2 separate regions of the Mus musculus genome follow, and region 1 is linked to region 2. Evidence: chromatin loops called from intact Hi-C (ENCODE). Cell type or tissue: left cerebral cortex. All regions are shown on one strand. Links, peaks and the distances in the headings refer to the core of each region. The heading gives the core; the rest is flanking DNA.

Region 1 (15,913 bases), core at 5,387-13,386, 120 kb after region 2:
GGTGGGTAGATTCACAGAAAAACACACAAAGGAGTTACCCAGACAGACGGATGGACTCGGCCCAGGGGAGACAGTTGCCCCCAGAGAGGTGAGTGCTATGGGAAAAATGTCCACACAAAACAGAGCCAGTAGAGGTCAGGGATGCAGAGTGAGGAGGGAAGGGGCAGAGAGATGCAGTGCTTAGCAGGGAGGAAAGCCAGCTGCAAAGAACCCATAGAGACGGGCAGAAGGGGCACCATGGGCTCAGGTACTACCTGGGTGGTAGTTCTGTACTCCTCCAAGGTCCGGGCCAGACTCTCTGCATGGCGGGTACGCTGGGGTACGGAACACAAAGCTACCTGAGGCAGGGCTCAGTTCCCCAAGACATGAGGCTGCTGAAGGGGGGCTGGCTGAGCTGGGACAGCCTGCAGGCCACACTGTAACCTGGGAGAATCCCTTGGGCCGGTGTGGGTTGCTTGGCTAGGGCCCAGACCTGGGTGGGCTCCTGCCACACAAGGCAGGGGCTATGAAGGCACGCTAAGGGCAGGTCTGTCCCCTCCCTGTCCCTCACCTCTGAGAGGACTGCTTCACGCTGGCAAATGAGTCGTTCGCACTCACAGAGCTGCCGCTGCCAAGGAAAGAGCCTATCCATCTCTTCACAGGCCTCCCACATCTCCCCTCGGCCTCCCACTGCGCACCCTCCTCCCTGCACCGTCCCTGTCCAGTCTTCCCTCAGCTGCCAGTGACACCCGTGGGTGTCAGCTGCTCTGAGGGGGACTCCAGCTGACTGCCTAGGATGTGGCATGTGGATTCTGACGCAAGAGCCTGTTCTCAGCAACTCCAGCGCTGACTCGGGTACAGGGAGGTGAGTACACGTTCCGCACCTTCAAAGCGTCCTTCTCTGTGGCCAACTCCTCACTCCGCCTTTTCACTCCATCTCTCTCAGCTAGCAGCTTCTCATTCTGCAGGGAGGACAGCCATGCTCACCAACCAGGAGTGTGAGGTGGACAGCTGCCATTCACTGCCATGGCTGCTCTCCAGGCAGCCCCTTTCTTCCATCACCCTGAAGGGAGGGACCTTGTCTGCCCTTTCTCCATAGGTGGTTTCCCCACCAATGAGGTGATACCTAGATTGTATGAGGTCCCTGGGAGCTAAATGAGTGAATGAGTACATCTAAGTACTTTGCATGTATGACTCCATTTCTTTTCCCAGTTTTAATGAGATAAAGGCAACTCAGGAACAGAGGGGCTGAGTAATTTGTCTCATGTCACACAGCTCTTACTCATGCTAGCACAGGCCAGTGAACGTGAATGATTACAGACATTAGAGTTGAGTCAGCATGCGCCTGGCATGCACCAGATATAAATGTTAGAGATGAACAGTTATAGATAATTAAAGAAACTCATGCTTCCTAACATACGAAACTAAAGTATAGTGAGCCCAGAATACTTGCAAGTGCGCGCACGCACATGCACACACACACACACACACACAGTCTCAATATATAGCTTGGGCTGGCTTTGAATTTGTAATCCTCCCGCTTTAGCAGGAAGGCAGGTATGAGCCATCATACCTCACCCTCATGCCCACTGTAATAACTAGACTTTGGTTCCTCCTTTTCTTTATTTCTTTTGCTTTCTTGTCTAACTCAGTCATTTTATTAAAGCAAATCTCCCATTTTGCCTGGAGCAACCCCAGTGTTTACCTACTTATGACAACTTATTTCCTTTAGTAAAATGTAATTCCAGAGTTGGCAACAAAATCACCCCGTCTTCTTGTATTCCACCTAGGGTGTTGGCCTGTGGCAGACATATGCCCCCAGATGTGGACCCCTGTAGTGACTTCACAGTCACCTGCAAGCAGGTGGGTAGATCCAGGGCTGGCACTGTCCATATTACATTGGCTCTGTAAGTGTGTGGCTATATAGCCATTAATAGCATCCTTCCCTTCAGCTCTACAGGAGGAACTGAACAGAGGCTACGAGACTTGGCAAGGCTGCCCCATCTGTGTGATGCCCAGTCCCACCTCTAACACTCAGCCTCTGGGGGGGCGCAGATAAAACTCTGGGTGACAAAAGCCTCGTGAGAAGTGGTGGTGTTGTATGCACAAGGTGCACAGGGACCAGAAGTGGAACAAGGAAGACACAGATTACACTAAGCCCAAGGCTCACTGAGAGACTCAAGCTGGGTGGTAGAACAGCCACAGGGCTTGGTTAGGAGGTGGTGCCTGGGCTGAGCCTCCCCAGGGGAGACACTGAGGTCAGGAAAAGGCATCCACAACAGCTCTCCAGTGTGACCGAAGCTGGGTGTGAGGAAATGCAGCTGTCATCTCAGCACCAGGCAAGCTGATGTAGGAGGATAACTTTTAATACCAGGCCAGCCTGGGCTATATAACAAGACCTCATCTTAAAAAACAAAAACAAAGCTGGGCAGTGGTGGCACATGCCTTTAATGCCAGCACTCAGAAGGCAGAGGCAGGCAAACCTCTGAGTTCGAGGCCAGCCTGATCTATAGAGCAAGTTCCAGGACAGCCAGGGTTACACAGAGAAGACCTGTCTTAAACAAACAAATGAGCAAACAAACAAACAAATGAATATGACAATTCCAAGTCCAAGGTTCCAGGCACCTGAAGTCTAGCAAGCCACATCCTCCTCCAGAGCCCAGGAGACGAGGCCAGTAGCTCTTTGGTATCTAGCCCCATCCCTGCTCCCGGTCACCAGTGCGTCATTCATCTCAGCAGCTCGGGCTGCTGGGTGAAGGGCAGAGGAAGGACAGCTGGGAGTGCTGTGTCAACACCTGTCCACCTGGTGGGACCCAAAAGCCATCTCAGCACCGTGCAGCCTCCTGCAGAAGCACCGGCTGTAGATCCTTGGGATTCAGCCAGCAGCCAGACTTTGGGAGACCGAGTATCCTGTTACTCCAGCAGGCCATGCGGTGTAACCTGAGATCTCAATCTCTAGATTTCAGTGGGCAGCTGCAGTGGGTCAGCAAGGGGCTGAGAATAGCTCTAGCTCTGCTTGAACTTGCATGCCTAGAAGTCCCTCTGCAGGGCACAGGGCCTGGTGTAGGAGGCAGGGGTGCAGGTGGCCAGTTCACACAGCTGACTCCTGCCGCCTGCATGACATGCCCTGGGGGCAGTGACAAGAAAACCTGTCTGCTATAGAAACAGCTGTCCCAACCCCTCCTATCTGGCTGCTTCCTCGTCCTCCCAGGCTCCCTTGCAGCTGTGGCTAAGGGATCCTCCCCAGCCAACGATATGGTGAGTTGGCTGTTGAAACAACACACAGAGGGGCAGGAGTATGTGAGTGTGTGAGTGTGTGTGTGTGTCTGTGGGTGCATGCACCCTGCCTTAAACCATCTGTGACTATGAGGCTACAAGCAGGAAAAAAAAAGCTGGACCCGGGTGTGGTGGCGCACGCCTTTAATCCCAGCACTTGGGAGGCAGAGGCAGGTGGATTTCTGAGTTCGAGGCCAGCCTGGTCTACAGAGTAAGTTCCAGGACTACACAGAGAAACCCCGTCTCAAAAAACAAAAACAAAAACAAAAAAAACAAAAAACAAAAAACAAAACCCCTCAGAAATGAAAGAAAGAGCAGCATCCTTGGAAGTGGCCTATCGTGCTCCTAGGGTGACTCAATGCCTATGCTTAAAACAATGTTTTATAAGTTTTTGCAGTTTCATTTGCATTGCCAGAGATCAAACTCACCACCAACACACTGATAAAAACGAAGGCATGTGACATTTTTTTTTTCAGACAGTCTAGTTACATAGCTGAGGCTAGTCTTGAATTCAAAATCCTTCTGCTTCAAACTCCTGAGTGCTGGGATGGCAGGCACGGAACACTATACCAGCTTGTTGGATTTTACTGTGCACACCCTATATATCCTACCTTGAGTTAGGAACTTTCTAAGCATTTTCTAGTTTAAGCCTCACATGAGGTGAGACCACTGACTGGCTTGCTCCCCTGATGGTGAGGGCACCATGATGCAGACATAAGAAGAACTGGCCAGGGCCTCCCCATGAATGCCCCCCAGGGACTATCACAGCATGTGGGATGCTGGGTCTGCCGGATAGGGGTAGGAACCCTTGAAGGTGGGTGGGCCTCGGCTCACCTCCTCCTGTAGCGTCTCTACCTCAGCCGCCAGGTGCTGCTGCTCCTTCTCCTGGCCCACCCCAGAGAGAACAGAATCAGTTCTGGTCCCAGTGCCAGTGCCTCCTTGACCCAGGAATGCAGTCAGAGCCTGTATTACTGAAGAGCTGGGCTGTGGGGGTGGGCTGTGGCGGGGTGGGGGTGGGGGCACGACTCCTGCCATCTGGGGGAGTGTGGGGTGAGCAGGACCTGGAACTCAGCTAACCTCTGCCCCTTCCCCTGTCCTTTTCCCTGCCAGCACTCACTGTGTGCCGGGCCTGGGCCATCAGACTGCGATTCTGCTCCTCTAGGCTCTTGGCCAGAGTCTTCAGGTCCTCTAGCTCCTCATCCAAAGCCTTGGCCACCTGCAGGGCCTGCTGGGTACTGAGAGGTGGCACAGACGTGAGGGGAGACAGGCAGAGAAGCAGAGCAAAATATGCCAGACAGACAGAGGGAGCCTGGGAGCAGACACGAGGTAGGCCAAGGGGCACAGAAGGGACTGGGGTGTAATGTGGGGTGGAGACAGTGTTCACTCAGGAAGGGAACATGGGCCATACAGCAAAGGAAGAAAGGGGTACGGGGTGGGAAAGAGGGCAAAACTGGAATGAGGCAGTCAAGACTGAAGCCAAAGGCTAGGAGATAAGCCCCACACAGAGGCAGATGGAAGACAAGGCTGGGCGGTAGAGTGCCAGCAGTACCTAGATCCCAGGCTCCCACACAGCCCAGGGTAGGGTCACCGAGGAAGGCACGGGTACCCTAACCCTAACCTTCGCAGCTGCTTGCGCAGGGCTGTGATCTCCTCCCCTAGGCGTGCAGAGCCCTCCTCCGCAGTCTCCACACTGCGTTGTAGCTTGGCATTCTCACCAGCAAGACGCCGGTTGCTTAGCTCTAGGTCCTCCAGGTTGCTCAGCAGCTCAGCTGTGGCAGGCCTGAGGACAGCAAGGGTCTGGTGACCAACCTGCTCCTGCTCCCCCTCCCTCTCCCATAGCTTCCTTAGGTGGGGCAGGTGCTGGCAGTCAGAAAATACTCCTCTGAGGAAGATCAGAAGGAAAGCCCAAGGCTCTCCTAGGCCGAGACATCAGTCTCCCCACTCCCGCACCCCAGAGAGACTGGAGAAAATGGAGTGGGGTTGCAGTGGGGGAGGGGAGGACAGGCACCCCTCGGGCCTGGGGTCTTCTCCTCCAAAGCTCTCTAAGTTGGCTGACTCCTCAGCTTCTGGGCACACTGGAAAGAGACAGGAGGTTGGAGTTTCTGGTAAATTAAATGTTGGGGTGTCCAAGGACCCTGGGACTGTCCCAGGATTCTGGCCTCCCAGTTTCTTAATGTGTAGCTCTGGGGTTCCCTGGGCTGAATTACTCTTATTCTATAGGCTGCTTGCGCACACTGGCCTGGAGCTCAGCCAGGTCTCTGAGCCAGTCAGGAGGGCTAGATAGATACCTCCACTTCCCAAGCCACTCCTCTCCTGGCCCCAGCTTCCCTCCTCAGGCCTCCGCACTAGCAGCCTGCCATCTGTTGGACTCTCTGCTCTACCACTCCCTTAGTCTCTCCCTGGGCACTCTCCAGCCTCACCCTCCGACTTGTCTACGTGACCTACCCCTCTGCTGCTCACAGCCCTCCCTGCCCCCCAAAACAGAAGCCTCAAGATTCAAGTCTTGCAAGTCTTTAATCCCAGCAGTAGTGAGGCAGAGGCAGGGTGATCTCTGTGAGTTCAAGGCTAGCCCTAGTTTACATAGTAAGTTCCAGGAAAGCCAGAGTTATAGAGAGAGACCCTGTCTCAAAGAAACAATAACAAAACAAATACAAACAAACAAACAACCCTCTGAAACCAAACCAACCAACAAACAAAAAAAGAATGCCAAGAGAGCTACAGTCTGGGTTCTGTAAAGCCACGTTTTAGCCATACACCTCTGAGGTGTGAGTTCCTGCACTCAGCACCCCAGTATAGGGCTGGGATACAGCTGGGACAGATGTCTGCTCTCAAGGGAAGGGAAGCAGGTGTACGAGGTGTGTGTGGTGGGGCAGGATGGGGAGCCAAGACTGCCCTGTGCCAAGTGAAGATTTCATAGTGTGGGTGCCCCAGGCCTCAGCTAGATACCGTGGAGGCTGCAGTCCCCTCAGGCTCTACATTAGGGCTGGAGATGGGAGGAAGGGTTGGAAAACCTGAGCCTGAAGTCCAGAGTGGGACTGTCCCAAAGGCACCAGAAAGCCACCACAGCTGCAGGCTGAGCAAAGGCCCCAGATCTCTTTAGCCCTTGCTGTGTGGAGCGAGTAGATGAGAAGTCCCTGCTAACCCCCGCTGACCCCTGCCACCCAGCGCCTTCTATAAATAGTCTCACCAGATGGCAGGTGTGGAGAAGCCAGGGCTCCCTCGTAGGCGGTCTCCTCTGCCCGCTCTAATCCCCTGTATCAAAGGCAAGAGGCTCAGGTCCCCTGTGGTCACCACAGCCATGACCTGTGCCTACAGAGGTGTGGGGTGATGGAGGAGAGGAGGGCTGTAGGGAGAGAGGCTCTATGGGTAAGGGTGAAGCCAGATGGCAGGGCCTGGGCTGTGAAGGGCAGCCCTTCCTATGGTCGCCCTGCTCCTTCTACTTGGACCCCTGCACCATCACCCAAGGCAGCTGGTTCTCAGACCCCTTCACCCCTCCGTGTCCTTTTAGATGCCTCTCCTTAGTCCCAAGCCAACCACACGGGGTTCCTGGGCCTAACTAGTATTGACTGCAGAGCAGACGTGAGGAAAGTCTTCCTAGGTAGGAGGCTGCTGGTGTAGGGACTCACCCCTGCAGCTGACAGGCAGCAATCCAGTCCCGCATGACCACCAGAAAGGTGTCCAGTTCCACAGTGGCTCCAGCACCCTCTCCATAAGGGTCCAAGCTCCGGGCCAGTGTTTGGAGGCGCACATCCTGAGGTCCCTGTCCTGTCACAGCCTCCAGGTAGGCCAGGAGGTGGGCCACAGTCACAGTGCCTGGGACAGAGCATGGTAGGGAGACCTGGACTGGGCAATGGCCAGTGGGACAGGCCACGGTTTAAGAACAGTGTCTGTCATCAGCAGGTTGATGACACGCCTGCCCTACAGCATGCAGAGCCACCTGGGGCAAGTCCCTCTCCTGAGTTAAGTTTTCCAGTCCATCTCAGAGTGGACCAAAGAGCATGAGCCAGGGCAGCAGCCACTGCTGTAACCAGGCCAGAGGCTAACTATGTACCTGGGGCCCAAGCCCCGCTACTCATCCCCTGATCCATGCCCTTACCCTACTCCTGAAGGACCCCTAAGCAGGGCAGCCCGGGTCCAGCCCTTCCTGTGGATCCCCAGCCCCCACCTGTCTTGTGAGGGTCACAGGCTTCAAATGTGGAGTTAAGGATCTGTTCCTCTAGGCTGAGCAGTGGCCTTGAACTCGCTTCCTCGGGCTGTTCCCAGAGGTACACTGTAGAGAAAAGGGGGTCCCCTCTCAATGCGGAGACACCAGGAGCATGATCCTAATGCCTGGGCTCTGCTGAGTCTGGGGGACTTTCATTGAAAGCTCTGTGGTGGGGACTGGTAAAGGACAGCGGGAGGCTTCCAGGGAGGTGGCAACAGGGAGGATTTTGAGTCACTGCTCTCAAGCAGTCCCATCTCTTAGGCTAGGAGATGCCCCTACTGTCTGCCTAAGGCTTGGTTAGCCAATGGACTCTGGAAGCCATTAATGAGCTCTGAGATGACCCTCAGCCCTGCCCTCCTCCAGTCTCCCGGGCTATGGGCAGGGGGGACCAGGCTTGAGGAAAGCAAGGGGGAGGCAGGATGAAGGTGGCCGAGGAGCCAGGAACAATCCAATAAGGCGTGGGCAGCCTCCATCGATCCCACCCGCTGCAGCCCTTCTCCCAGTTGCCCCAGGGACCAAGTCTCTCCTCTCCACATCCTCAGCATGGCGTCATCAGAGCTGGAGGACTCAGGGCCAACACCAAGATAAAGAGGAGGGATGGGGCTGTGGAAGCAGGGGGTGGCAGGGGACTGGTTAGGAGCTGAGTTTCCTGCCAGACTCCCCTGACTCAGCAGCTCTGCAGCATGTCTGTGGCAAGCCTCTTCTTTGGGAGGTCTGTTTCTGTGTCAGTAAAACCCCCCTCAGGAGGGTGAGAGGGTTGTTCCTTCTGCATATGTAAAGATGTGAGTGCAGGCATGTGTGTGTGGGTGTGAGTGTCGGAGTGAGTGTGTGATGTTTGGGTGTGTATGTGCAATATGTGTATGCATGTGTGTCAATGTATGTGCACATGTGTCTATGCAAATGTGGAGTGTTTATGTGTTTACATGTGTGTGTTCATATGTGTGTGTGGCCTGTGTGTATTGGTAGGGCAGCTCTCACCTGGCTCAGACCCACTGTGTGCCTGCCTATGTTCCTGTTTTCCAGGGTCTGTTGGCCTGCAGCTAGCTATATTCACATCACATGAATACAGCAGGCACTCAATAAACAGAGCTTCTCCAAGCTGGAGGTGGCTTTCATACCTCTGACAGCCTGGCCTGCTGAGATGAGTGCCCATTGCACATGGCTGCAGGGTTAGAGTCTGAGCTGGCACTAGAGACCCCTGTCCTGCCCCCCACCCCCTCTGAGTGTCAGCAGTATCCTCTGAGAAAGCCCCCCTCCCTTTTGGGGAAGAAATGGATGCATGTGGGTGGGCCTCTGCGTGGTCTGTAACTACAGGCACTCATGGAGCGTCAGCACCGCAGCAGCTCCTATCCCTACACGAGGAGTCTGAGGCAGACGGGCAGCACAAGCGGTCACAGGCACCTTCCAGCACAGAGTCTCTTCTCTCACCCTGACACTTCCAGGATGCTGTACCCCAGTTTGACCTGGACTCTTCTGGCTCCCATGGGAGGGCAGTAGGGCAGGTTAGTTTGGGGAGGTAGAAGACTTCAGCTGGCCTACTGCTCTCCACCGTCCCGTGTTACAGAGGAGGACTCTGTGCTGTGGCCCAGAAAGGCCAATGGTGCATAGTCCCTTCCTGAGGTCCTGAAGGAAGACACTGTTCCGTCCCCCCCCCCCTTTCTCTCTCTCCTTTTTTTTTTTTTTTTTGGGGGGGGGGATTTTCAAGACAGGGTTTCTCCGTGTAGTCCTGGCATCCTGGCTGTCCTGGAACTCACCCCGTAGACCAGGCTGGCCTTGAATTTAGAGATTCACCTGCCTCTGCCTCTATGTGCTGTGGTTAAAGGCGTGCATGACCACCACCCTGCTCTTTCTGGACCATTGTTCTCATTTTTCCCCAACCTCTCTCACATGTTCAGCCTCTGTCCTGTGTCCTTCAGTCCCTTTTCTCCCCCCACCCTGTACTCTATCTTAATCTTGATACTCTGTCCCAAGCGCCTTCTCTCTTCTTTGCCATCCCTGTCTTTCAGCCTCGGCTTTCCCCTGTGGGTGTGTTCTTCCTTTTCAGTCTGCAATCTCAGAAGCTGACCTGGCCATGGTCCTAATTCCTGGTGGCTGCTCGCCCTCTGCTGGTGCAGGCAAGGTTTAGATGCCAGTCATCTCCCAAGCTAGCCAGCCTTATTAGCATGCTGGTGTCTTGCCTGTAAACCCCTCCTATTTGCAGAGGCTACCCCTGAGGTTGGGGTGCAGATCTCAGCCTTGAGCAAAGCTGCAGGCGTACTTGTCGACTCCCAGGAGCCTAAAAGACAGGTGTTCCTGCATTAGTCGGAACTGCCTATATAGACGCTGGAGCTTCCTACCCCATCAGGCTGGCCTCCCTGTTAGCACAGCCTCAGGAGATGGAGACAGAGAAACCAGGAGGGTGATTCTTGGGGAAAAGAGTTGCTGAGATAGGGCAGAGACAGATCGGCGGGGAAGAAAACAGGAGTTAGGGACATAGAGATAGAGGCTGGCCCACAGGAGTCAGTGAGCCAGCACCTTCCTCCGAAAGCTGATGCGCGCTGGCTCCCACGCCCACTTGTCTGCATCTGCCCACAGCAAAACAGGCATTGATCTGGGGCAGCAGCACCAGTGTGCAGAGGCCCACTGCACGTGCTTCTTCTCCTGCACGTAAGCAGGCCAAGCTGGAACGGAGCGTTCTGTTAGTGTAAGGCACATCCTAGTTCTCAAGGATGTCTGTGAACACAGGAATAACTTGGCATGTTTCCATGAGGCTTAACACAGCAAACAGTCGGTATATGAACCAAGTTACATAAAATCAGTTAACATACCATTTACACCACCTGCTTGACTTGGCCTCCAACTTTCTTATTTTCTCAGACCCTTCAGTTCTATAGGTGTGACCCCTCTGCCAGCTATGCATTCTTTCTCTCTCTCTCTCAAGATAGGGTTTCTCTATGTAGCCCTGGCTGTCCTAGAATTATAGACCAGGCTTTATAGACCAGCCTGGCCTCAAACCCAGAGATCTGCCTGCCTCTGCCTCCTTGAGTGCTGGGATTAAAGGTGCGTACCACCACCGCCACCCAGCTTTTCTCTTTTAAAAAATTAAAAATTAAATATGAGAGCTGAGCATGGTGGTACACGAATGTCATCTCAGCACTTGAGAGGCTGAGCTAGGATCAGTGAGAGTTCAAATCCAGATCCTGTCTCATAAAACAAAAACAACACTGGGAGATGGGATCACAACTCAGAAGTGACTGGTTGCCTAGCACACATAAAACCTTGGATTCCATCTTCTGCTCTTCTGCACTGTGTGGGTGCGTGCGTGCGCGCACACACACACACAAACACACACACACACACACACACACACACACACACACACACACACGAGTGGAGCAGGGTCTGTACAGCCATGCTCCGGGGAGAGTCTTAGACTAAGCAGGTGCTAGACAGACACCAGTGTTGGGAAGGCAAGTGCAGTAGGAGGGATAGAGGTGACAGGGTACCTGTTTTACCCAAAGTAAGAGGTGCGAAGTGTGGGTGTTATAGTGTGTGGAGCCTTCTGTCCTCAATAGCCCTCCAGAGAGGAGATAGGGCAGACATGTGACAGGCACACAATTGACACTTATCCTAGCATCCTTTGCCTCTGCCCACCCTAGCATCTCTCCTGCTCCCAGCCTGACCCGCAGCTCCCTCTTCCTCCTGCAGGCAGATACTTACTCTGTGCAGTTGGACCACCAGCCTGGCCCTCCGGCAGGTCCATGGACCACTCCTGATGCTCCTCTACAGCTGCTGTCGAAGCTCTCAGCTTCCCTCCACTGTGAGGAGGGTTGGGGAAAAGAAAGGATGTCCAGATAGCTCCTACAAGGACAAGCAGAGTGATGGCTTCCTCAGACTGGCCACACTCTCGGCTGACTAAACTGCTCCATCACTGCCCGAGGCCCTCAGGGTTCTCAGAACCTGTTTGCCATCCCCATCCCAACTCCAACCTGTTTTTATGGCTTTGAGGTGTGGGATGGCAACCTGAGGACTGAAGAGAGCAGGCAGCAGCAAGATCAAAGGGGGAGGCAAGAGGGTGGGGTCAACTGTTGCCCCTAGGGCTTGAGGCCACCTCTCTTCCCCATAACCCAACAAGTCACCATTCCTGTCCTAGAGATTCCATCTTGCTCTCTTCTGGGTCTCTTCACAGTCCGACCTCGGGCTCACCTTGTTCTCTGTGGCCCATGTCCTAGCTTCCTGCCAGGTTCCAGTCCATTCCCACAGGCTGCAGATTTGACCTGTGTGGCTGTGGCTTCTTTGAGTCCGAGCCTGCTTGGGTCTAGCAACAGAGGCACAGTGTGGCCTGGGCCAGCAGCTTTCTCTCCCCAAATCATGCTATATCGTCTAGCAGTCATCTAACCTGCATGCCATTTGGTAAAGTGGCCTGCTGCTCCTACTATGTCTCTGCTTGGGACTCTTGCCTTCCTGCCTCTTGTTCTCTGGAACATTTCACTCTATCTGGAGCTGACTACAGCCCAGCAGGCTCCCTCCCTGCCTGTAGGCAGACCATGGGGTCCTCTGTAGACTGCTGGCCTCCTAGTGCTCTTCCCTACTTCCAGTCACTTTTATCACTGAGTCACCTTCAATCTTTCACTGGTAGATTCTAGGCAAGTGCTCTACTATCAAATCCCAGGGCAGCTGCTTACTAATGATTAATACCTGTGTTCTACTGTTAAGCTACACACTCTGGCTCTCTTTGTATTTGGAAACAAAGCCACCCTAAGATGGCCAGGCTGGCCTTGAATTTGTGATCTCTTTGCCTTGGCAAGAATGTGCATGGCCGCCGGGCGGTGGTAGTGCACGCCTTTAATCCCAGCACTCAGGAGGCAGAGGCAGGCGGATTTCTGAGTTCGAGGCCAGCCTGGTCTACAGAGTGAGTTCCAGGACAGCCAGGGCTACACAGAGAAACCCTGTCTCGAAAAAACAAAACAAAACAAAACAAAACAAAACAACCCCAAAAAACAAAACAAACAAACAAAAAAAGAATGTGCATGGCCATCACCAGGCCTGCTTCTCACCCTTTTTTTTTTTTTTTTTTAAATGTGTTTTGTGATGTGGTGGAGGTCAGAAGAGGGCATCAGAGCACCTGGAACTGGAGAGAGAAGGTTGTGAGCTGGCATGTGCCATCTGAGAATCAAAACTTGGTCATTTGCAAAAGTAGTAAGTGTCTCAGTGGCTTCTTATTCTTTTCTTTTCCAAACAAAGAGTCTCTCTCTGGAGATCTGGCTGGCCTAACACTTGCCAGGAATACCAGCCTTGAACTCAAGAGATCCACCTGCTTCAGGGTGCTGGGACTAAAGGCATGTGCCCTCACGCTGACACACAGCAAGTTCTCTTAACCACCGGGCCTTCTCTCTAGGCTCTTCTCTGTTGAAAATCAACTCTGTTGTTTTTCTCCTCCACCAGCCATCTCCATGCTGCTCCCCCTTTTTAAAAATAAAATTTATTTATTTGTTTGTTTGTTTATTTATTTATATGAGTGCTCTATTTGCATGCATGCCTGCATGACAGAAGAAGGCATCAGATCCCATTACAGATGGTTGTGAGCCACCATGTGGTTGCTGGGAATTGAACTCAGTGCTCTTTACCACTGAGACATCTTTACAGACACTCCCAAGGCCTATATTTATGAGTGGGCTTGACTCTCACAGGCTTCTGTGGTCACAGGGACTCCCTCCTCTGCACCCTGACAGTGCTGTCCTGCCTCTATTACAGCCTGGCCAGTCACTTTTTTTTTTCTTCCCTGAGACAGGGTTTCTCTGTATAGCCCTGGCTGTCCTGGAACTCACTTTGTAGACCAGGCTGGCCTCGAACTCAGAAATCCAATCTGCCTGCCTCTGCCTCCCTAGTGCTGGCCACCACGCCCGACTGGCCAGTCACTTTCAGGAGAAAAGGAGGCACTGTCAGTAGTCCCTCTAGGGACTGGGGCCAAGGGTAGAGAGAGCCTGGGTTTCCTCCTGCTTGGCTCCCCTTTGTTTGTTTGGAACCCCTGCTCATCCCCTGCAAAAGCTAAGAAACCTCCTTTGCTCTTCTCCCCTCAACTCTGCCCACAAGGACAAAACTTGGGGCTAACACCTCTCCTCTCCACTTTCCAGCTATCCACCCATAAGTGCCAACCCCCCCCCCCCCCGCCCCCGGGGTCTCAGCTTTTGACCATGTAAGGACATAATCCCAGCCCCTAGCTGGCACGTTATCACTCCCCGTCTAAGCTTTATAAAACACCTTTGCTAAGCTTAGCCTGGATGTGTGACTTCACTGATCTCCACGTGTGAGGTGGGTGGAGGTTGATGCCTCCTCGTAAGCCCGCCTTAATCTATTTTGAATCTGGAGTGATCCAGCCTATATCTTTGTCACCGAAGGGGAGAGAAGCAGCCTCTCTCCCTTTCCTCAGGGAATGCAGCCATCACTCTGCCTTGCCTGTATTCCGGCAGCCGAATGTTTTCTGGAGACATTATTATCTGGCTTTTGGAGACAGGGACTTAGTAAATATATATTATGTAGCTTTAGCTGTAGTGGGCCTTCTGAAGCTGTGTAAAGCAGGCTGGTCTTCAGCTAGTGGGGATCCTCCTGCTGTCCATCTCAGAGGCTTTTAGAAGGCACCAGGGAAAGAAGAGGCTTTCTGAGACTCTTTCAAGGGGAAACTCGGACAAAATCTTGAGGAACAAGGGATATCAGGTGGCCAGTGAGTGTCTTGTGGGTTTTAAACATGGAGGAAGTCTGGAGGGGATCCCTGGACTAGAATTCAAGGGCTGCATTTCTGGGGTGTCACTAGATTTCAGAGTCCCCGGCGGAACTTGTAGGGCAACTACAGATTTCTAAAGTATCAGATAGGACTTGAACACCAAATCTCCACCAAGATTTCAGAGGAAAAGTCTCTGACAGGTTTTTGAGGGAGACTCTGATGGGATATCTAGAAGATCCTAGCGGCTGGCGTGGTGGGCTACACCTGTGATACCAGCACTCAGGAGGCTGAGGCAGCAGGATCCAAGGTTTTGAGTAGAGTCTGGGCAATTTACTGAAGCCCTAGAGAGTCCCTGGAGGGTAGCTTAGTCGTTAAGAGGACTAACAGTTTACTCTTCCAGATAGATATGGGTTGGAATCCCACTACACACATGTGAACTCCTCCTCATCTGCAATTTTAGTTCAGAGGGATACAAAACCACCTGGTCTCCACAGGCACATACCTGACACACATACAAACATGCCGGCAAAATACTCAAAAACAAACAAACAAACAAAAAACCCCAACAACAACAAAAACCAAAAACACCCAAACAAAAGCCAGGCAGTGGTGGTGCACACCTTTAATCCCAGCACGTGGGAACCAGAAGCACACAGGCCAGCCTGGTCTACAGAGAGAGTTCCAGGACAGTCAATGCTACACAAAGAAACCCTGTCTCAAAACAAAAACACCTACCCTACCCACAAAAACAAAATAGATTAAGTGTTAGGTTTCAAAAGTTCTAGAAGATTGCAGTTGGGCACATCTGGGAGAGCTGTAATCCTAAAACTGGGGAATGAGGATCATGAGGTCGTGGCCAGCCTGGGCAGCACTTGGAGGGTCTGTCTCAAACAAAAATAGAAAACAAGCAACAAAAAGCAACCGGAAGTTTCAAGAGTCTGACAGGATTGCCGAAGTTGCCACTAGAATTTTCCTGAGGAAGCCGGTCACGGTGGCGCACGCCTTTAATCCCAGCGCTCGGGAGGCAGAGGCAGGAGGATTTCGGAGTTCGAGGCCAGCCTGGTCTACAGAGTGAGTTCCAGGTCAGCCAGGGCTACACAGAGAAACCTTGTCTCAAAACTTGGGGCGTTTTTGAAGGAGCTGGCAGGTGATGTTACCGGGGAACCTGCCATGAAAGTCGCCACAGGCAGGGCGTACCTGGAGTCGGGACTCAGTTGAGGGACACCAGCGACGAACGGCGGTTGCGAATGTCACGGAAGAGGCGTGTTCACACGCGCCTTTTCCCGCCAGAAATGCAAATGAGCCGGCCTCCTGCAAGTCCCGCCCTCTCAGGCTCTTGTACTCACGCAAGCGCACTCCGAGTGGATGGCGCCCGGGTCTCTCCTTACGAAGACCCTTGAGCTGGCGCATGCGTAGAGCTTCTCGGGAGGATAGGCTGGACCTGAGGATCGAGTGCATGCGCACTAGTGGGGCTAGCGGTGATGGCGCGATATTATCGGCAGCTTTCTTCTGCGGTACAAAAATCCTTTCCTTCTGCTTGACAAAATAGGGCCAAGCAGGAGAGAGTTCAACCGAAGGACTCCCTGTTCATCCTTTTCTTCTTGTCAGTCTTTGAACCAAGTTCTTTCTTTTGGGTCTGGCTCGCCCGCCACTGTCACAATGATGCGCAGTCTGGTCCAGCCTCACTTCCGCTCCATTCCCTCCCCCCCCCCCGCCCCCCGCATTAATAGGTACCCAAGCTGTTTTCCCAAACT
Region 2 (15,913 bases), core at 5,014-13,013:
AGGGCCCTGAGAAGTGGGGTTATTGGTTCTTGGTTGCTCTTGGTCTGGGTTTGTTAAGTAGTCATACACAAAGAAGGAAAGGAAAAAAAAAAAATGAGATATCCTGACTTTGACTGTCAAGCTTGCCCAGGGAGCTTGATGCCCATAATGAGCAGGAGGTAACTTAATGATAACTCCGCCCCCTTCCCAACCCTTTTCTTCCCATCCTTTTTCCTCTCTCTAGTGTTGGGGGTTGAAAGGGTAGAAAGGGGTGAAAGGTGGAAGATAAAGAACCTACAAAGCAGCAAAGACTGTGATACAAGTGAATGTGGGGGGGGGGGGACGCCTTTAATCCCAGCACCCGGGAGGCAGAGGCAGGCGGATTTCTGAGTTTGAGGCCAAGCCTGGTCTACAGAGTGAGTTCCAGGACAGCCAAGGCTGTCTCAAAAACAAACAAACAAACAAACAAACACAAAAAACAAAACAACCCAAGTGAATGGTGGAAAGTATCAAGGATGGGTTTAGATCACAGGATTAGGTTACATCAGCTACATTTTCAAGGAGAATAATGATGTTATTCTAAATACCCAGGCTGGAGAGATGGCTCATCCATTAGTAATGATGGCTGCTCTTCCAGCTTAGTTTCCCAGTCCCCACATGGAGCTCACAGCCACCTGTAACTCTGGCTTCAGAGGATCTGTCACCCTCTTCTGGTCTTGGCAGGCATTGCTGCACATGACGTCAGTCACACAAGCAAGCATGCACATAGCAAATAAAATGGTTTTGAAAAAGTCAAGGTTTTAGTTGTTTCTAGAGTGTCTTACATAGTAACTTGGGTTTTTTGTTTTTTTCAGAGCTGAGGACAGAACCCAGGGCCTTGTGCTTGCTAGGCACGCACTCTACCACTGAGCTAAATCCCCAACCCCAGTAACTTCTTTTGTTTGCTGAGCAAAGTCTCATGTGGCCCAGGCTGACCTCCAACTCACTTTGTAGATTCAAAGTAGTTCAAATTCACCTTGAATTAACTCTCCTCTCTCCCTCTCTCTCCCTCCCTCCCTCCCTCTGCCCCCCCCCAAGTAATTATTTGTTTATTTTATGTGCACTGGTGTTTTGCCTGCATGTGTGTCTGGGTGAGGGCACCAGAAGCCCTGGAACTGGGTGTGAGCCACCATGTGGGTGCTGGGAATTAAACCCAGGTTCTCTGGAAAAACAGCTGGTGCTCTTAACCCCTGAGTCATCTCCCTACCCCCTCCCTTGAACTCTTCTCCTGCCTCCCCTGACCCCCAATGGCTTAGTAACTGAAAGGAGAGATGAGAAACATAGGGAAGGCTGGGGATGCAGTTCCGCATGCACACACTTGCCTAGCACAGACGTGGTGGCACAGCCTGTCTTCCCAGCATTGAAGAGGCTGAGGCAGGAGGTTTGCCTGGAATCCAAGATCAGCCTGGGCAATAGAGGAAGACAGAGTTTTTTTTTTTTGTTTTTGTTTTTAAAGTGGTTCAGGCCTTTAAACCAGCTCTTAGGGGGCAGAGGTAGAGTTTGAGGCCAGCCAGGGCTACATGGTGAGACTCTGTCTCAAAGGCAAAAGGAAGTGGCTGGGCACTGCCTGGTGTTCTGTCCTCCCTGCTGAGACCCACGGACTGCTGTGGTTTAGGGCTGTGTTTTCGGCGACCTGAACAGGCTTCAGGAGCAGGCTACTGACCACAAGCCCAGGAGGCTGTTCATGTCCTGTGTGAGTGCCCTGGGGTCACCCTGACACTTCCCCCCTTAGACAGGATGACGCGGCATGGCAAGAACTGCACTGCAGGGGCCGTCTACACCTACCACGAGAAGAAGAAGGACACAGGTACCATCCTAGGGACATCACTGTCACCTTCAGTTTCACCCTTTGTGAGGTGTGGCTTTCTAATTCTGCCCTGTTGTCCTGTTCTGCCCCTGAGTGGCCTGTCTCTTTCCCATCTATACTAATGATGGTGGCCATAGACAGTGTGGCCCATCCAACATACCATCCCACGTCTGCTCCCCTTCCTCTTAACCATTCCTGGCCAGCTCTGCCGAAAGGAAGGCCGAGAGCCACAGTGGTGGTCCCCACCCCGGGAGAGGGAGGGAGCCCTGAGCCTCTTCACCCCGCTTCTGGGGAAAAAAGCTGACCTAGCCATTGTGGACTCTCTCAGACTCCACCAAACCTACACACTTCTCTGCGACATTTGGTGGAGGGCATGTCCCCACCCATGTCTTCATTCCCACCTTGTTCTGTCCCCAGCGGCCTCGGGCTATGGGACCCAGAACATTCGACTGAGCCGGGACGCTGTGAAAGACTTTGACTGCTGCTGTCTCTCTCTGCAGCCCTGCCATGACCCTGTGGTCACGTAAGCAGGGGAGGGGCAAAGGGGCAGCTGGTGTGTGTGGGTTTAGCAGACCTCTCAGAGCCTCAGAGCCCTCACCAGAGGCAGGCAGCTCACCTCCACCACAGGTGCAGTTGGGCGAGCGAGTGCACTGCTAGTCTAGTGGCTGAGGCTGACTCGGGGTACAGTGCGTGCCTCGCATGCAGGAACCTCTGGTCCATCCCAGCACCACAGAAAGCCGGGTGTGATGCACACCTGTTATCCCAGCACTCAGGCAATGCAGACAGGAAGACGAGGCCTTCAAGGCAAGCCCCAGCTACATAGTAGTTTGAAGCTAGCCTGAGCTCCAGTACATTGTCTCTCTAAAGAGAGGACTGAAAGGAGTGCTGTGAAGACGTTGCCTAAAGGTACTTAGTGGTATCCAGGGCAGGGAGTGAATAGAGATGCTCACCTGAATATGCTTGGTGGTACCCCATGTGGAGGGGGACCCGACCCTGCGGCTGAGCCCACGCCAGTGCGTCCCTCATCCCCTCCCTCTGCAGGCCAGACGGCTACCTGTATGAGAGGGAAGCGATCCTGGAGTACATCCTGCACCAGAAGAGAGAGATCGCCCGGCAGGTGAAGGTGATGGAGGCTGAGGGGAGGAAGACACCAGGAGAGGGCATCGGATCCCGTTACAGATGGTTGCGAGCCACCATGTGGTTGCTGGGATTTGAACTCAGGACCTCTGGAAGAGCAGTCAGTGGACTTAACCGCTGAGCCATCTTCCTAGCCTGGCAGGGCAGTTTCTGCAATGGTGGCGTCTGCCTGGAATGCCATCTACCTCCCGCTTCTCTCCACTCAGATCTCAGCCCAGACAGCATCCGCATAGACCTCCTGCGGGCCAGGCCCTCTGGGGTGCACCTGCTAACCCCACCTGGACCCCCGGACCCCCTGGTGCCCTCGTACTCACTGCTGAGTCCACACTGGACCGCAGGCGCGCAGCCCACGGCCCACAGGAGCAGCTTCCCATGCTCTCAGCTCCAGGCACTTAGCAGGGGCTTGAGATGTAAATGGATACAGTGTGTCCTGTGCTTGGTCTTACGCTGTACAATGGCCACCAGGGTGAAGCTAGAGGGTGCACAGAGCAAGTGCAAGACACAAATAGATAATCTAAGTGCCCAGCAGGCACGCTGGGTGTCCTTCATTCTGTGGGGAGAGACACACTGGCAGGCCCTTGTTTTGGACCAGGCATGGCACCCGGGCTTCACAGGCCAAGCACCTGCAGCCATCCTGCTGTCGCCTCGGCTCATGCATGCTCAGTACTTGCTCCACAGACTCTGTGTCTCCCACACACCAGGGCTAGCTAGACTCTCCCTGACCTTGGTTCCCTCATTGGAGGCCTTCATGGCCTCAGGCATTGTTAATGTCACCACCTCAGCTGGGTGACCCAGGGAGTCTCCAGAGCTGACTACTTGACACCTGCTGGGTGCCAGGCAGGAGTGGGCAATGGGCGCATGCCTTACTGTTCTGGTCACAGGGAGCCCAGCACACCGTACTATTTATAGACTTCTGAGTCAACACCCCCACCCCCACCCACTGTGGCAGGACAGGGGTTCGCTGGCTAGCCATGTGGTCATCAGAGTCTAAGCACTTTAGAAACTTGGCCTTGTGGCTGGGGAGAGCTTGGTTAATAGCATGAAGCCCTAGGTCCCAACCCCAGCACGGATAACCAGGAATGGGGATGCATGGCTTGCCTGGTGGAAGGTCGGAAGTTCAGGGTCACTCTTGGCTGCACAGTGAGTTTCAGACCGAGGAGGCCCTCCCAGGAGGAGGACTGGGTTCCATATTGAGTAGGAAGCCACGGACGCAAATGCCAGGGCCACCTTAGCAAAAGAACACGAAAGTGTCAACAACTGTTGCCAGTTATGCCAGAGCTGCCCAGGGCTCTGTCCCCACACTGGTGGGGTGGGGTAGACACCAGGGTGGGCCCTGGTACTGCTAACCCAGGTCCCTCTTCCCCCAGGCCTATGAGAAGCAGCGAGGAGCGAGGAGAGAAGAGCAGAAAGAGCTGCAGCGAGCTGCAGCCCAGGACCAAGTTAGAGGCTTCCTAGAGAAGGAGGCGGCCATCGTGAGCCGGCCCCTCAACCCCTTCATGCCCAAGGCTGCCACCTTGCCCAACACAGGTGACAAGAAATACCTGCCCTTGGTCGGGTCTTTAGGGGGTGGCTTCCTGAAGTGTGTACCCCAGCTTCTCCCTTCCACAGAGGGTGAACAGCCAGGGCCCAGTGTGGGTCCCGTAGGCAAGGACAAGGACAAAGCACTGCCCAGCTTCTGGATTCCCTCACTAACGCCCGAGGCAAAGGCCACCAAGCTGGAAAAGCCGGTGAGGGCCCAATGTCCAGGATTCCTGCTGCTGCAGTCCGTTCTCCCCGCCCCTCATGCCCCTTCCACCGCCCACATGGCGGACCCTCTCCCTCTCCCCTATTGACCCTGCCTCTACCTGTAGTCCCGCACGGTGACCTGCCCGATGTCCGGGAAGCCACTGCGCATGTCGGACCTGACGTCAGTGCGCTTCACGCAGCTGGACGACTCTGTGGACCGCGTGGGACTCATCACACGCAGTGAGCGCTACGTTTGCGCAGTGACCCGAGACAGTCTGAGCAATGCCACGCCGTGCGCAGTGCTGCGTCCCTCGTGAGTGCGGGGTGTGGGGAGAAGAGGCTCGAGGGTCCGAGATTCCACGGGGCTGACTTTTGGCACTGTCTTCCACTGTAGTGGGGCTGTGGTCACCCTGGAGTGTGTTGAGAAACTGATCCGGAAGGACATGGTGGACCCCGTGAATGGGGACACGCTGACAGAGCGCGACATCATCGTGCTGCAGCGGGTGAGTTGCCATTCGCTCACCGCAGCCCTCACCGCAGCCCGCACCCCATCCTAGCCTGCACTGCAAACTGTCCCCTGGTGTCATACCCACCTGTCTTCCACCCGGCCCCCTTTTGCCCACCCCTCACGTTTTTCCTCCCTATACACTGTTGGCTCTTCTATGGCACTGTTTTCTTTCTAATGCCCCATCCTCCTCCGCCCTTGGGCTCCTCCCCTTTGTCAAAGACACTCCCACTGTCCAGACTCTTCGATGTTCTGAATGCCCTCCATTTCCTGCCCTGGGACTTATTTCTCTGCCCCCCCCCCCCCCAACAGAACCCCCACTGCTGCTGGGAGCCCAGCCTGTGAGGCACCTCCAGCTTGTTCTTTTCTCTCCTCTCTAGGGCGGCACCGGCTTTGCGGGCTCCGGAGTGAAGCTACAGGCAGAAATGTCTCGGCCAGTGATGCAGGCCTGAGCCGTGGCCTAATAAACGTGGATGTGAACATCTGGATGCCTGGCGCCTCATTGTAGGCCCGGCGACAGAAGGAGTGGGCCTGCGGTGTGGGCCTGGGCTCCTGGGATTTACTCAGTCACTTAGGACCAGGCAGAAACCCCGGCGTGAACCTGTGGGTCTCCTCCAGCCTCAGGCAGGACTTGGAAGAGGGTGCCCTGAACAAGAAGTGCAAGTCTCGTGATAGCACTCCCAGGCCAGCTACCTCCCGAGACCCCTAGACATGGACCTGCCCCCACCAAGTGCCCCTCCCCCAGCGATCCCTACAGACCCATTACACACTGCACACTGCTTCACATGCACGTACCCTCCTCCTCTTCTTTCCCTGAACACCTGAGAATATCTCTCAAGAGCCAACTTCCCTTCCCCAGCCCCCTTAAACTTGCTCAAAGAGACGCAGACCACCCTCATCCCTGCCTCCAAGTAAAAATAGCTTTCTTTTCTCTTTGTACTGGCAAATGCACACACTAAGCAAGTGTTGAGTTCCTTAATGTATATCTAAGGGAGGGGTTTGTGCACATGAGTCCAATGCCTGCATAGGCCGTACTAACCTGTCAGACCCCTGGCTCTGGGGTCAGGCAGCCTTGAGTAGCCTAGTCTAGATGCTGGGGGCCAGGCTTGGGTCCTCTGCCAAGAGCAGCAAGCACTCTAAACCACTGAGCCATCTTCACCCCGTGTTTCCATCCCATCACAGAAGAGAACTGCTGCAAAATTGAGGCTACTTTGTGCTGTATAAGACTGCCTCAGAATAAGAGAAACAATTATATACATTTGAGTCCTTAAATCTGGCCAAATTCTTTGTTGTTTTATTTTTCGAGACAGGGTTTCTCTGTGTAGCCCTGGCTGTCCTGGAACTCACTTTGTAGACCAGGCTGGCCTCGAACTCAGAAATCCACCTGACTCTGCTGGGATTAAAGGCGTGCGCTACCACGCCCGGCTGTTGGGCAAATTCTTGATGGAAAAAACCAAAACACTGGCCATGCAGTGATGAGAAGATGTGTTCAATGTGTGGCAACTTGTGTATTTATAATTTTACATCCTGTAAGTCTGTTGCTAATATTTAAACAAAACGTATATTCCAGGCATAGTGGTGTGCGCCTGTAACACTGACCCCCTGCTTTCACTGCCCTTGTCGCACATTACCGGAGTGTGTGGGGGCACCTGGGTCTTTCCTGTGTGCGTAGTTTGCTGCTTTGTGTATAATTTTGATAAGATACTGTCAAGGACACAACCTTTCAAAGATTTGGAAGGGCCTCTTGGCCAGTAAATCAGATGTCCACCTGCGGCCACTAGAGGGCAGAACGTCACTGCCGATGAGAGGCTTAGAATTTAAACAGGCTGGGGCTGAGAGTCCACAGACTGGAAGGTGTGAGTTCAGATCCCTGTAATGCTAGCATCAGAGACGAGGGTCCCTGGGGTTTGCTGATGATCCACACCATCCCATTCCAGGTTCAGTGAGAGACCTCCTCTCCCTACGTAATGTAAGCAGTGGGTGAAGACACCCAGCTCTGGCCTGTGGGTGTCACACACAGGGACACACCAAATACAGATGTTACCCAAGTACGTAAAGTAACCAGAAAGAAGAAAACATCAGAAAATTTGGAGACCCAACATTTAGAAAATGCCAAGTTGCTTTTAAATGGTGTGTGCTTTTAGCCCAGGACAGGGTCAAGCCATGACTACCAAATGCCAGTGCAGAGCCCAGCCAGGGCTGGCGGTACACACCTGCCATCCACCAGCAGATGAGGAAGGGAGAGGGATGACAGGAGTTCCGAGAAGAAAGCTAGGGAGGTACCCCAACTATATTGATTAAAGTCCAGCTGAACCCAGTTGAATTATATTTGCTGTTTAGGGGTTCAATCCAAGGAACTCAGCAAGGAGTGGGGTGTGGTGGCGCACGCCTTTAATCCCAGCACTCAGGAGGCAGAGGCAGGCAGGTTTCTAAGTTCGAGGCCATCCTGGTCTATAGAGTGAGTTCAGGGCAGCCAGGGCTACATAGAGAAACCCTGTCTCAAAACAAAACAAAACAAAACAAAACAAAACAAAAAAACAATTTTCTCCTGAAGAATAAAACAGACTCAGGTTCGACTACTGTCAGCCTGAGAGGGAGTGTGGCTCAGTGGGACATGCCTGGGATGCCACAGTAAGAAACTGGAGTGTTGTTAGAGGGTAGAGCTCAGAGCCTGGGTCCTAACTCTGGTAACCCTGACCCAATGCTTTAAGACCCATTACTTGGTTTGCTAACTTTTAAAGTTGACAAGAATAAAACTCCTAAATCCTTAAAATCCACATGGTGGGAAGAAAACACCATCACAACACATCGTCTGACCCGCACACACACAAAAAAAATTCAATAAAAATAAACAAGATGCGGGGTGTGGTGGTGCACGCCTTTAATCCCAGCACTCACGAGGCAGAGGCAGATGGATTTCTGAGTTCGAGGCCAGCCTGGTCTACAGGAATATACAGAGAAACCCTGTCTCAAAAAAAACCCCAAACAAACAAACAAGATAAACTGCCTTGAGATACTGAACCCCCCAGGGAAGCATCACGCAAGCCCCTGTAAGAGCCAGTGATTTCCCAGCCGGTAGTCCCAGAACTCGCCAGCAGAGGGCACGCGCGCCATTCCATGCCTTGGTAAGTAATTGTGTCTGCTCCGGAATACACAGACTGGGCTAAATTGGATGACATTTCCACCGGCACTTGGGGACTTTGAAGTCTCTTCTTCTGAGCTGTATGTCAAAGCCCTTGCGATGTCACCACTTTTTCTGAAGATGAGCACTGTAGATGTTATGCAGTCTGGAATGTTTAGGAAGGCACTGGCCTGGCATGGACCTCATTAAAAAATTCTGGGGTAGCCGGGCGTGGTTGGTTACGCCTTTAATCCCAGCACTTGGGAGACAGAGGCAGGGGATTTCTGAGTTCGAGGCCAGCCTGGTCTTCAGAGTGAGTTCCAGGACAGCCAGGGCTACACAGAGAAACCCTGTCTAGAAAAAACAAAACAAAACAAAAAAATTCTGGGGTTCCAACTGGGCATGGTGGTGCACACCTTTAATCTCAGCACTCAAGAGTCAGGAGAAGATTGATGTCTGAGTTCGAGGCCAGCCTGATGTACAAAATGACTTCCACGTTAGCCAAGGCTGCACAGACCGGTCTCAAAAAAAAAAAAAAAACAACAAAAAAAAAAGTTCTGTGTCCAATCTTCCAGGCAATCAGGCTTACTAGTAAACACCTTTACCCATGTGCTGGGTCGTCTGGGAAGAAAGAACCTTTTATTATTTGTTTATTTAGGAAGAGTCTTTTATTTGCTTGTTCGTTTATTATATACATTGGTTGTGTTGTCTGAGTGTGTGTGTGTGTGTGTGTCTGTGTGATCCCCTGGAAATAAAGTTGCATAGACCGTTATGAGCTGCTGTCTGGGTGCAGAGCCTTTGGAAGAACAGCTAATGCCCTTAACCCCTGAGCCATCTCTCCAGCCCCAGGAAGGAAGAATCCTTTTTTTAGATTTGTTTATCACGTATACAATGTTCTGCCTGCATGCATGCCTGCATCCCAGAAGAGGGCATCAGATCCCATTACAGATGGTTGTGAGCCACCATGTGTTGCTGGGAACTCAGGACCTCTAGAAGAGCAGTCGGTGCTTTTAACTGCTGAGCCATCTCTCCAGCCCCAGGCAGAAAGATTTTAGTTGAGAAAAGGCCTCCATAACGTTGGCATGTAGACAAGTCTGTGGAGTTTTTCCTGAATGATGATTGGTGTAGGAAGGGTCAGCCCATTATGGGCGGGGCCACCCTGACCAGGTTCTTCTGGGTGCTGTAAGAAAGCAGGCTGAGCAAGGCCTGGGGCACAAGCCAGTCAGCCAGTATCCTCCAAGGCTTCTGCATCAGCTCCCGCCCCAACTTCCCGGAATGATGAGCAGTGGTCTGAAATAAGCCTTTTTTTCCTCAGGTTCCTTTTTCTCACAGTGTTTAATCCCCAGGACACTTGCTGAGCTATGCAGCCAGCACCCACACCCCACTGCTTATTTTATTTGTGTGAGTGTGTAAACGAGTGCCCTGAGAGGCCAGAAAATTCATGAGATTGCTCTGGGATGGAGTCCCAGGCACACGTGAACTGCCTGGCATGGGTGCTGGGGTCCCAACACTAGGATCCATCTGCAGGACACACACACACATACACACGCATGCACATGCATACACATGCATGCACACACATGCACATACACTTTTCTTTCTTTCTCTCTTTTTTTATGACTTTTTCTTTTTCTTTTTTTTTTTTAGATTTATTTATTATATGTAAGTACACTGTAGCTGTCTTCAGACACACCAGAAGAGGGCGTCAGGTCTTGTTAGGATGGTTGTGAGCCACCATGTGGTTGCTGGGGTTTGAACTCAGGACCTTTGGAAGAGCAGTCAGTGCTCTTAACCGCTAAGCTTGCTCTCTCTCTCTCTCTCTCCCTTCCAATTCCTTTCTTTTTTTCTTTTATTTTTTTTCCCGAGACAGGGTTTTCTCTGTGCAGTCCTGGCTGTCCTGGAACTCACTCTGTAGACCAGGCTGGCCTTGAACTCAGAAATCTGCCTGCCTCTGCCTCCTAAATGCTGGGATTAAAGGCGTGCACAACCGCTGCCCGGTTGATTGTTTTTCATGACACAGTTTCTCTGTGTGACAGTCCTGGCTATCCTAGAACTGGCTTTGTAGACTAGGCTGGCCTCAAATTCAGAGATCTGTCTGTCTCTGTCTCCCAAATGTTAGGACTAAAAGTGTGTGCCATCGCCTGGCTTTTTTATTTTTTTGCACCCCTTCCGCTTTTAAATTAAAATATAATTACATTTTATTTCCCCCCTTTTCCCTCCAACCTTTTTTTTTAAACAAACAAACAAAACCAAACAGGCCAGACATGAACACCCGGACGTCCTCCTGCGCTAGACTCTGCCCTCGCGTTGCTGTATTACGGGTGTATATCACTCTCCGTGTGGCTCAATGCAGCTGACACAGAGGCGCTTTCCCTCCTCATTCCTGGCTATTCCATTTTCAGAACCCTCACCGCGGGGTGTTTCACTGAGAGCTGTGGTTGTTTCTCCAGCTGTGGTTTTGTGCTTCCCCACCCTGGAGCACTTAGGGGCGGGCTGCATTTCCTGCCTGGCTTTCCTGCGGCCCCCAGGCTGCTGGCTTTATTCTCGGCCTCTGGGAACGCCCTCAAACGTCCACTAACACCCATCTCGCATGCCCAGATGCCCGAGAGCAGTGCTCCTCAACCTTTAACACAGTTCCTCTTGTTTTGACGGATCTCCACCAACCATAAAATCATTTTTGTTGCTATTGCCTAACGGTGATTTTGCTGTTATGAATCGTAATGTATGTGACCCTGTGGAGGGGACATCACCGCTGGACTACGCCCTCTTGAGGCCCTCCGCACTCAGCGCCAGCATGCTCCTCCATCTCCTCACAGTATCCTTCCCCCCACCCACAGATAGACAGACAGACAGACAGACAGAGCAGGGGACCCCAGCAACAGCTTTTATTGCTCCTAGGCAGGACAGGTTAGCTTGTGCTGTTGACATTCAGAGTTCAAATTGCGGTTAGGTCAGGATGTGGCCCCGCGTCAGTGCTGGGATGCTATCAGTGGGTGTCACTTATCTTTGAGTGCCTGAGTATCCTGGGCAGGTTGGGGGGTCCCAGGGTTGGTGACAGGGGTCTCAGGGAGAGAAGGTGACTGAGGGCCCAAGAACCAGGAACACCAGAGCTGAGTCTGTGTCCTGGGGGCGGGGCTGGCTGCAGTGGCCCCGCGGTTGTCCCCCATGTGGTCATGTGGTCGGAAGTCTGAGAGACATGGGGATCAGAGCTCATCATGGTGCCTTGTCAGGTCCTCACCGTAGTTGGTGGCCTGGCTGCCCACAAACATGTTCCAGTTGCTCAAGATCTCAGCTTTGCTCAGCCGGCCATCCTGTGGGCAGAGTGGTCAGCAGGAGGCAGGGCCCACGGGGGACATCCCCACCAGGCTGTCCCTAGGGCCCCTCCTCTGCCTGGCTTCTCTCCTCTAGGCCTCGGCCCCCATCTGTTTCTCCGGATCTGTCTCTAGGTCTCTTTCCGTTTCTCTCTCTGTTTCCGGACCCACCTGCGTGCAGGCAGTAGTAGCCCAGGCTCACCTTGTCCGTGTCGCTCTCATGCAGCAGGTGGTTGGCCTCCACCAGGGGCTGGTCCTGGGATGGAGGCAGCACCCAGTAACCGACTTCACTGCCATCCAGTCGCCCGTCCTTGTTCAGATCCCGGAACTCTCGGAACTGCTGCCGCTCTGTCTGCACCCAGGCAGGTTCCTCCTCCCCAGGCTCCTCGGAGTACAGGTCCGCTGAAGGGGATGTGGGGGTGGGGGAGATGAGGGCTAGGGCAGGCCCGGGAGCCTGGGAGACCTTAGTCCTGCATCCCAAAAGCCATCCTCGCGGTACCCACACGCCTCCCTCCGCACTCTTCCCTCTCCATCCCATCTGCACACACACACCCACACACGGGCCACCAGACCCCTTGGTCATTCATCCTACATCTGTCAAATTTGTTTCAGGGATAAAACATGTTATTTAAAAAGACTTAGAGGAGCCGGGCTTGGTGGCTCACACCTATAATCCCAGCACTTGGGAGGCAGAGGCAGGTGGATTTCTGAATTCGAGGCCAGCCTGGTCTACAGAGTGAGTTCCAGGACAGCCAGGACTACACAGAGAAACACTGTCTCGGAAAAAAACAAAAACAAGCAAACAAACAAAAGATTTAGAAAGAAAACCCGGGGGAAAAATAAGGCACTCATTTCTTATAAATCCTTGCATATTGGTTGCATGGAATACTTCATATATAAACCTTTCAAACTCAAAAAATCCCATGAGTCGGGGCTAAAGACGTAGCGAGGTTGGTGGAGTCCCTGTTTAAAACAAAGCCCCGGGTTCTGTCCCAGCACTGTCTAAGCAGGGCAAGGCTGCAGTGCCATGGACCCAGCTCTGTGGAGGTGGAAGTATGGGGATCAGGAATTGAAGGTGTCCTTCACTTCATAGCAAGTTCAAGGCCAGCCTGAGTTACTGAAGACTTAGCTCAAAAAAAAATTTTTTTTTAAGCCAGCAAAATCATATTTTATCCTCATTAGCACCTCCCTGAGTCAAACAGCCCGAGGCCTAGCACAGGGCTGGCTGGCCAGGCGGAAACACTTCAAATGGCCCTAAACAGGTCAACTGGAGAGAGACACTGTTATGGAAACAAGACAAATCTTGAGTCTGGTTCAACCAGCAAAGCCCCTGAGCTATTGTGAGCCCCAGGCTATCCCCAAAGGGTCCTCTCTCTCTGGTGCTTTCTGCAGTAAGTTCCTAATGGATGCTCCCTGGGCTCGGCATGCAGTAGATTCTGCACACAGTGGGGCTTTATCCATGCAGCTTGAAGGGTGAGGACCTCTGCTCTCCTTGGTGCCAGGAGATGGCAGGCCTCAGGTGGGAACAGGCTTTGCTCACCGATATACTCTTCCACCTGCACGTAGCCATCTTTGTTCTTGTCAAGGTCCTCCAGGGTCTCCTGGGGAGAGGCATTGGAGTGAAGGGTCAGTGTACCTACAGCTGAGCACTGCCCACGGGGAGGAGAGGCGGGGCCTTGGGATGTTACTGGGATGGGATGTACTTGTGTCCAGTGGAAGGCAGCCAGGAACCCCCATGTCCAATCCTGCCCAGCTTTGTCTGGTTTTATGAGATAGGCTCTCACTGTGTAGTCCTGGTGGGAATATAACTCAAGGCTGGCTTTGAACTCACAGACCTGCCTGCTCCCGAGTGCTGGGATTAAAGGCATCTGCCACCACTGCCAGGCTCATGGATGATGTATTTTTATGTATATGGATATTTTGCTTGCATGCTGTGTACCACATGCATGCAGTCCCTCCAAGGCAAATAAGGCCGTCAGACCCTGCAGAACTGGAGTTATTCTGGGGCTGAGAAGAGAACCCCAACTTTTGCCAGAACAGCAAGTGCTCTTAAGCCATCTCTCTGGCACATGGACCATTTTTTGGCACATACACCAACACGGCTACTCTTCATGCTATCTGTCCTAATTTAAAAAAAATGGTTTCTGGGGCTGGAGAGATGGCTCAGTGGTTAAGAGCACCAACTGCACTTCCGAAGGTCCTGAGTTCAAATCCCAGCAACCACATGGTGGCTCACAACCATCTGTAATGAGATCTGATGCCCTCTTCTGTTGCATCTGAAGACAGCTACAATGTACTTAGATATAATAATAAATAAGTCTTTTTAAAAAATGGTTTCTGCCTGGGCAGTGGTGGTGCACACCTTTAGTTCCAGTGCTAGCAAGATCAGCAAACTCTGTGAGTTCAAGGTCTGCCCGATCTACAAAGTGACTTCCAGGACAGCCAGGGCTACACAGAGAAACCCTGCCTCAGAAACCCAGATAGATGGATAGATAGATAGATAGATAGATAGATAGATAGATAGACAGACAGACAAACAGACAGACTCCACTTCCTCAAGTTCAAGAGCTCAATGCTCATCACGATTAGCAGTGGACCCCAAGAGACAAAGCAAACATACAAGATCCCTGTAGCTACCACATAGGCATGAAGACCTGAATTGCATTACTCAACACCTGCATAAGATGGGCTAGTGGGACACACTTATAATCCCAGAGCCGGGGAGGCAGAGACAGGAGGATGCCTTGGGAGAGCTGGTCAGCCAGGCTAATCTGACCAGCAAGCCCCACATCCTGGTCAATACCCAGTTTCAAGGAACAAATAGCAACCAGAAGTGGAGCCATGGCCCAGCGGTGAAGAGTATGTGCTATCTCACAGAGGGCCTGAGTGCAGTTCCCAGCACCCAGTGGGCAGCTCATGACCACCTGTAGCTCCAGGTCCAGGTGGTTCAGCGCCCTCTTGTGGCCTCTACAGCACCTGCACGCCCAGCCATCTTTCCAGTAAGTACATTCCATGTCTGGTATCTGAGATATGATTAGATCACAGCGTGTTACATGTGCATTTCAAATAAACTGTGTTCTCCTGGGCCTGGACACAATTGGTGTTCACATGAGTCTCTTCTTAGGATATGGTTGCCTGGGGACAGGCTGGAGATTGGACACCTAATGGAACACAGGAAGGTCTGATAAAGAGGTGCCAGGCACTGGATGGGGACTAGACATGGTGGGGGCCCGGAATCCTTGTGAAGGATGCTGGGACCCAGGACAGGTTTGGGAAACATGTTCTGCACAATGTTACTCACTGCTACCACGATGTCCCGCATGTGAGGGAACTCCTCCGGATGCAGAAAGGCCGTCAGCTCTTCCCGAGTAGCCATGGAGTCGCCATCTTGGTCGGCTACCCGGAATCGCCGCTCATCCCGAGCCAGCATCTTCTTGTAGGTCTCGGCATCCTCCACATCATGAAACTCCTCTCCTGGGGAGGGCAGATGTGGGTGAATGTGTGGTCACAGAGGCGAGATCTGGGACTTAGGAAACAGAAGGACCCAGCTAGTGGAAGGACTGCCACAGAGTGTAAGAAGGGACATGTGTCAGCCACATCATGGGTGTGTGGGCAGGTCTGTCATTCACGATACTTAAAAGACTGAAGCAAGGGAATTGCAAGTTCAAGGTCAGCCTGGGTAACTAAGCAAGACTGTCAGCCCAGCAGGGAGCCCCTGCCTAGAATCCCCCAGTGAGGGGCTGGGGTGTGGCTCAGCCTTTCCTATCTCTGGGTTCAGTCCCTAGAGATGTAGAATAATAATTTTCATGTGTAATATACTCAGTTTCCTGTATCGGCTATGACACAGTCAGTGGCGTCACAGACTAACTCCGCAGCCCTGAGAATGTCCTCAATAGTCTTCATCTACAATCTTTTGTTTTTATGATGGGGTTTCACTATGTAGCCCAGACTAACATGGAGCTCACTGGGTAGCCCGTTAGTTCACTGAGACCTGCCTGCCTCTCCCTCCACGTGCTGAGATTAAAGGGGAGCTGCACCATCCCCACTCCCCAGTCTGCTTTCTGTCCTGTCACCTACAATGTTCCACTTGATCCTCACACAAAGCCAGATCATGGCCTTTTCCATTTGTCCACTCTTCTGAATGTACAATGACATTGACTGGGAGTGGACACTGGCCTGGTTAGCCCCGAAGCTCTTTTCTGATACAGTAAGTGACTGGCTCTGACTCCATGACAGACAGCAGGGAAGGGCTTTTCTCCGGAGGAGGAACAGCATATGTAAAGTGCAGA

The links. Peaks named below come from ENCODE experiments on the same cell type or tissue, not always from the same donor. Only the 100,000 strongest peaks of a DNase experiment are listed, where the experiment ranks them.
Region 1: it touches region 2 in a loop (3-fold over the local background); 11 of 42 quality-filtered maps call a loop at or near these places.

The regions. Positions count from the first base shown.
Region 1 is chr7:45,189,087-45,204,999 of GRCm38, forward strand. Kash5 (KASH domain containing 5) reads right to left here and starts at 15,806. Exons shown (of 20, transcript NM_201374.2): 1 at 15,506-15,806; 2 at 11,159-11,299; 3 at 7,421-7,525; 4 at 6,882-7,068; 5 at 6,443-6,507; 6 at 5,264-5,330; 7 at 4,874-5,035; 8 at 4,373-4,490; 9 at 4,090-4,140; 10 at 864-941; 11 at 551-607; 12 at 255-314. The coding sequence starts at 15,617. Gm31097 (a long non-coding RNA gene) reads left to right here. Exons shown (of 4, transcript XR_391430.3): 1 at 1-88; 2 at 642-844; 3 at 1,770-1,842; 4 at 1,917-2,204. In left cerebral cortex, for the core only: a CTCF peak has its summit at 9,573 (motif pointing left); DNase peaks (open chromatin) are centred at 8,133, 8,705, 9,544 and 10,057; H3K27ac peaks cover 3,332 bases.
Region 2 is chr7:45,071,740-45,087,652 of GRCm38, forward strand. Nosip (nitric oxide synthase interacting protein) reads left to right here. Exons shown (of 9, transcript NM_025533.3): 2 at 1,751-1,825; 3 at 2,243-2,348; 4 at 2,867-2,948; 5 at 4,330-4,489; 6 at 4,571-4,689; 7 at 4,813-5,000; 8 at 5,082-5,190; 9 at 5,573-6,764. The coding sequence starts at 1,756. The coding sequence ends at 5,644. It overlaps Rcn3 (reticulocalbin 3, EF-hand calcium binding domain), which reads right to left. Exons shown (of 7, transcript NM_026555.2): 4 at 14,926-15,098; 5 at 13,165-13,225; 6 at 11,827-12,026; 7 at 11,175-11,624. The coding sequence ends at 11,517. Among named protein-coding and RNA genes, the nearest start is that of Rcn3, 13 kb to the right of the region's middle. In left cerebral cortex, for the core only: CTCF peaks have their summits at 6,965 (motif pointing right), 8,289 (motif pointing right), 10,009 (motif pointing right) and 11,067 (motif pointing left); DNase peaks (open chromatin) are centred at 6,994, 8,290, 10,788 and 11,444; H3K27ac peaks cover 1,709 bases.